Regions from separate parts of the Homo sapiens genome. Here region 2 is linked to region 1. Evidence: read pairs that join two places in POLR2A ChIA-PET (ENCODE). Cell type or tissue: B cell. All regions are shown on one strand. Links, peaks and the distances in the headings refer to the core of each region. The heading gives the core; the rest is flanking DNA. Region 1 overlaps TTN (titin). Region 2 overlaps FKBP7 (FKBP prolyl isomerase 7).

The links. Peaks named below come from ENCODE experiments on the same cell type or tissue, not always from the same donor. Only the 100,000 strongest peaks of a DNase experiment are listed, where the experiment ranks them.
Region 2: POLR2A ChIA-PET joins it to region 1 with 15 read pairs; 2 of 35 experiments call an interaction of 5 or more read pairs at or near these places.

The regions. Positions count from the first base shown.
Region 1 is chr2:178,543,736-178,546,656 of GRCh38, reverse strand. TTN (titin) reads left to right here. Exons shown (of 363, transcript NM_001267550.2): 341 at 1-57; 342 at 155-445; 343 at 541-837; 344 at 964-1,269; 345 at 2,151-2,456; 346 at 2,542-2,823. The region is part of intron 1 of TTN-AS1 (TTN antisense RNA 1); the gene reads right to left. Among named protein-coding and RNA genes, the nearest start is that of TTN-AS1, 22 kb to the right of the region's middle. RefSeq lists an enhancer at 2,555-2,921. In B cell, for the core only: no CTCF peak of the experiment used is centred there; no DNase peak of the experiment used is centred there.
Region 2 is chr2:178,471,458-178,474,378 of GRCh38, reverse strand. The region is part of intron 2 of FKBP7 (FKBP prolyl isomerase 7); the gene reads left to right. It overlaps LOC124906102 (a long non-coding RNA gene), which reads right to left. Exons shown (of 2, transcript XR_007087322.1): 1 at 2,855-2,921; 2 at 412-524. Among named protein-coding and RNA genes, the nearest start is that of FKBP7, 5.7 kb to the left of the region's middle. In B cell, for the core only: no CTCF peak of the experiment used is centred there; no DNase peak of the experiment used is centred there.

The DNA.
Region 1 (2,921 bases), core at 246-2,745:
GCGTAATTAGCAAAGGGTCTGAATCTACAGGCCCTGTCACTTGCCGAGATGAATACGGTAGGAAATAGTCAACATTCTCCTTTTTAAAATTATCTCAATTTATGTGAAAATAAACTCTCAGATATTCATTCATATCTGTTTTGCCTACTGACAGCTCCACCCAAAGCCGAACTGGATGCCCGATTACACGGTGATCTGGTTACCATCAGAGCAGGTTCTGATCTTGTTCTGGATGCTGCAGTTGGTGGCAAACCTGAACCCAAAATTATCTGGACCAAAGGAGACAAGGAGCTAGATCTCTGTGAAAAAGTCTCTTTGCAGTATACTGGCAAACGAGCAACTGCTGTGATCAAGTTCTGTGACAGAAGTGACAGTGGAAAATACACTTTAACAGTGAAAAATGCCAGCGGGACCAAGGCCGTGTCTGTCATGGTCAAAGTGCTTGGTAAGCATGTCAAATGTTCTCACATTTATATAGCATTTTCCAGTGTGGGCAGAAAGAATGATCTTCATCATGGCTTGTCATTACACCTGTTTCAGATTCCCCTGGCCCATGTGGAAAGCTCACCGTCAGCAGAGTAACACAGGAGAAGTGCACTTTAGCCTGGAGCCTTCCGCAGGAAGACGGAGGAGCAGAAATCACTCACTACATCGTGGAAAGACGCGAGACTAGCAGGCTCAACTGGGTGATTGTTGAAGGCGAATGCCCAACCCTATCCTATGTCGTTACCAGGCTCATCAAGAACAATGAGTACATATTCCGAGTGAGGGCAGTAAACAAATATGGCCCTGGTGTGCCTGTTGAATCAGAGCCAATTGTAGCCAGAAACTCATTCAGTAAGTATTAACACTTTTAAATAATTTGACAGTTGAAATGTAATAGAATCAGGGGGAGAAGGGAGAAGGGCAGTCTTATCAATAGTAATTTTGTGCAATTCTCATCATCCTTATTTTCATAAACAGCTATTCCATCACCACCCGGCATACCTGAAGAAGTTGGGACTGGCAAAGAGCATATCATCATTCAGTGGACAAAACCTGAATCTGATGGTGGCAATGAAATCAGCAACTACCTAGTAGACAAACGTGAGAAGAAGAGCCTGCGCTGGACACGTGTCAACAAAGACTATGTGGTGTATGATACCAGGCTGAAGGTGACCAGCCTGATGGAGGGTTGTGATTACCAGTTCCGGGTGACCGCAGTGAATGCAGCTGGTAACAGTGAGCCCAGCGAAGCTTCCAACTTCATCTCATGCAGAGAACCATCATGTGAGCTCCAAGAATCATACATAAATACAATGCTCCTCAAAACTATATGACAGATAATTTTCCAACACACAATCTCTAAGAATTTTTAGAATTTATGAATGGTCTAGAAAAGCACATGCTTATTTGCATGATCATAAATATAGCTTAAGTCAGAGAACATTTTAACTATTACATCTGTTAAGTTAGCAATTAGAATTGCTAAAAGTTGTACAGCATTTTCCAATTAATGAAAAAATATTCTATCAATATGAAAAGAATCTATTTTATAAATTTTCCTTAGAGAAAAATGCATTGTACTGTAATAACTGAAAAGAAAAATGGCAAAACTCCTTTTAAGAAGAGGTTTAGCAGGAACATACAGTTTCTAGTGGTTTCATAAGTTACTGACAAAGTAATTGTGACAAGAGCTTCAAAAATAAGTGGCAAATCCTTTTACAGAGTCTGAGCCCAAGAACTATAAAGGAATAGTCACTGGGACTGAATTGGGGAAGCTAAGGAAACCAATTCTTGTATTCATTAGAAATGTATTGGTGGCAAGTGATACTAACCCAGTGAAAGATAAGCAACTAAAGAAAAGTCCCTAAGAATGGGTACTTTAAGTAATGAGCTTAGCTAATAGAGAACACACAGTAAAGCTGGCCAAAGAAGTAGGGAAGAAATATCTACTTTCCTAAAGCAATTTAATTCTTAAGATAATAATATTAAATTATAATGTGGCACTCTGTGCTGTCCTATAATATCAGGAGCCCAGTTAATAAAGATTATCTTGGTGAGTGTGGACAAGAGCAATAATGCCTTTGTGAGTCTTGAAAACAAAAAATACAAATCTCAACATTTCCTTATTTGCCTAATATCTGCATCTCACTTTTTAAATTCCACAGATACCCCTGGACCACCTTCTGCTCCAAGAGTTGTGGATACCACCAAACACAGCATTAGTTTGGCATGGACCAAACCCATGTACGATGGTGGTACTGACATTGTAGGATATGTTCTGGAAATGCAAGAGAAGGACACTGATCAGTGGTACCGAGTGCATACCAATGCCACAATAAGAAATACTGAATTCACTGTGCCAGACCTTAAAATGGGCCAGAAATATTCCTTCAGAGTTGCTGCCGTGAACGTGAAGGGTATGAGCGAATACAGCGAATCAATTGCTGAAATTGAGCCCGTGGAAAGAATAGGTATTTATCACAGAAGCTTTTAGGTGAATTATTTTCTTCTCACACCTGTCCATGAATTAATTAAATTTTGTCATTAACTTTCCAGAAATACCAGATCTTGAGCTTGCAGATGATCTAAAGAAGACTGTGACCATCAGGGCTGGGGCCTCCTTGCGCTTGATGGTGTCTGTATCTGGAAGACCACCTCCTGTCATAACGTGGAGCAAGCAGGGCATTGACCTTGCAAGCCGGGCAATTATTGACACCACTGAGAGCTACTCATTGCTAATAGTGGACAAAGTTAATCGGTACGATGCTGGAAAATACACAATTGAAGCTGAAAACCAATCTGGCAAGAAATCAGCAACAGTCCTTGTTAAAGTCTATGGTAAGCATTTTACTTAAAATTGGCTATACAATGAGTAGATCCTCTAAAACAATATAGCTTGACCTATGATTGATCACCTCTCTAGAAAGGAACTATGT
Region 2 (2,921 bases), core at 160-2,659, 72 kb after region 1:
ATTTTAAATTACAAAAATTGCATGTAGCAGAACAGAGAAGAAAATTTTTAAAGCAGGCAGGAGGATGGGCAGCCTGATAGGCTGTACCTTGCATCCTTAGTTAGGTTCTTGCTCCGTGTTGCTGCTTGAAGGCTATACAGAAAGAATCTTTGCCTCCTTACCCTATTTAGAGCCACTGCTGACTCCACCGGTTTGAAATAGTAAAGATTAATTTTCCACAATGAGATATTGGCATTGCTCCCAAATATTTCATGGAAGTGGCATGCCTTCTTTGAGGCAGTTGTCTTAGTCATTAAGAGTTCTTTCCAGCAAAATCGGGGCATCAGTGCCCCACACTGGATTGGCGGGTGGTGGGGGGGTGTCAGTGCTTTGAGTCAGACCCAGTCAGGCTTAAAACTCCTAAAGAGACAATTTCCAGATAACTTCAGCTTTATTTTTAATGCTTTTTGCCAATAATTTGATCCCATCAGAACAGCTCCCATGGTACCATAATTCATATATCCTGTTTTTATTTGTATAGGAACCTAGGAGAAAGAGAAGGAAAATTGAAAATAAATTAAGTCAAATGCAATACTTGTGCTAAAAATGTTGTCAAAAGTTGAGGCCACTTCTAGGCAAAATGTTGGAGGCAGAGTTTGCCTTTCAGTCTCTTTCTCATTTTCAAAGTTTTCCTTTCTGTCTTGCGTTGTGTCTTCAGATGCCTCCACATTCTGCCTACCACTAGAGCACCCACTCTCCTATCTGCCTAGAGCACACACATCTGTCATCATCAGGTGCTCATCCAGGGTTCACCGCCATCAGGCAAAGGACCACTTAGCTTATCTTTTTCATAAACTAATTTATGCTTAGATATGAATGACTACCCAGGCTGCCTAAGCTCTTAATAAATCAGAAACTTGCTGCAGAGATATAGAAGTTTGATGTGAAACAAGTTCATATTCAATTGGAGGTATCTCTAACAAACATTAAAGTGATTAATCTCACTAGTAATACCACCAGCACCCTCATTTTACAGAGTAAGAAACTGAGGCCCAAAAAAAGTGTTAATTGGACCATAGTTAATACTGACCTTGCCTGCGTTACATTAGGCATTGTAATCCAATACCTTGGATTACATTATTTTAAAAGTTGCAGTGTAGACCTTAAGTAACTGTTTAACAAACAACCTCTTGATTAAATAAGCATTTAAAAGTAAGTTGTTATTAAGACCTAACATTAGCTATAACTTTATTTTAGGTAGTACTTGAAGAAGTCTTTCTTCTGCAAAATATCCTTGTCTCATGTCACAGAACAACCCTGCATGTCTTGAAATGCATGTGACTTGTTAGTGCTTAAATAACAATACATGCGGTATGTATATATTCTTTACCTTAATTCCTACTTCTTTGATCTGCTTCTCTAAATATAAGTAATTCCGTAGCAAATGCATATTTTCCTCATTTTTATACTTTAGTTTTTTTTAAAAAAAAAAAAAAAACAAGAAAAAGAGGTAATTGGCAATATATCCTTTTTTTTTTTTTTTTTTTTGAGATGGAGTCTTGCTCTGTCACCCAGATTGGAGCGCAGTGGTGTGATTGATCTTGGCTCACTGCAGCCTCTGCCTCCCGGGTTCAAGCTATTCTCCTGCCTCAGCCTCCGAGGAGCTGGGATTACAGGCACACGCCACCATGCCTGGCTAATTTTTGTATTTTTAGTAGAGATGGGGTTTCGCCATGTTGGCCAGGCTGGTCTCGAACTCCTGGCCAGCCAGGCTGATCTCGCCCTCCTGGCCAGGCGCAGTGGTATAAGCCAAATAAGAATTGCTTGAACCTGGGAGGCAGAGGTTACAGTGAGCCGAGATCGCGCCATTGCACTCTAGCCTGGGTGACAGAGGAAGATTCTTGTCTAAAAAAAAAAAGTGGTATAAGCCACTGCGCCCGGCCAATATTTTCTATGTTTATAGCAAAATTGTTCAAAAACTGCATATGTACCTACAATATTTTTTCTTAAGAAATTCAAGTTTTGGGCTGGGCACAGTGGCGTATAGCTGTAATCCTAGCACTTTGGGAGGCCGAGGTGGGTGGCTCACCTGAGGCTAGGAGTTCAAGACCAGCCTGGCCAACATAGTGAAACCCCGTATCTACTAAAAATACAAAAAATAGCTGGGTGTGGTGGCTTGTGCCTGTAATCCCAGCTACTTGGGAGGCTGAAACACAAGAATCACTTGAACTCGGGAGGTGGAGGTTGCAGTGAGCCAAGATCGCGACACTGCACTACAGCCTGGGCAACAGAACAGATTCTGTCTCAAAAAAAAAAAAAAACGAAAAGAAAAGAAATTTGAATTTGTGTTTTGAGTTTGCCTTGAATTATTGTCAGGAGACAATAATTCTGTCATAAGGAGATAACTGGAAAAAATAGGAATGGGTTTTATAAAACAATCATTGACTCAATCTCTAGCTCTTCTACTCTAAAGTCAGGTAATATGTGGTGCATTAGGTTAGGACTTTTATGTTAGTCATATGATGCATGGGTAGATCTTTCTATGTTTTCTCTTTGAAAACTACTAATCTGCTACTCCTTTTGGCTATAACTCACAAACTCTTTTCTCTTCAGACTATATAAAGACTTTAGCTAGAATGCTTCACTTTTTTATTAAAGAAATTGCTGTTTCCTTCCAAGGACAAACATTTTAAAAATAAATGATATGGGTCATTCATTCGGCAAATATTGGACTGCCTGTAGTAGATTAGGCACTGTGTAGGACACTGGCAATATACTGATGACACAAGCTACCCGCTGCCCCTTAGCAAGTCATTTTTGCAAGTCACTTTTATGACATATTTATCTGAAATAGCCCATCACTTATTAAAATCACCTGTGACATCATGGCCTGGCACGGTGACTCACGCCTGTAATCCCAGCACTTTGGGAGGCCAAGGTGG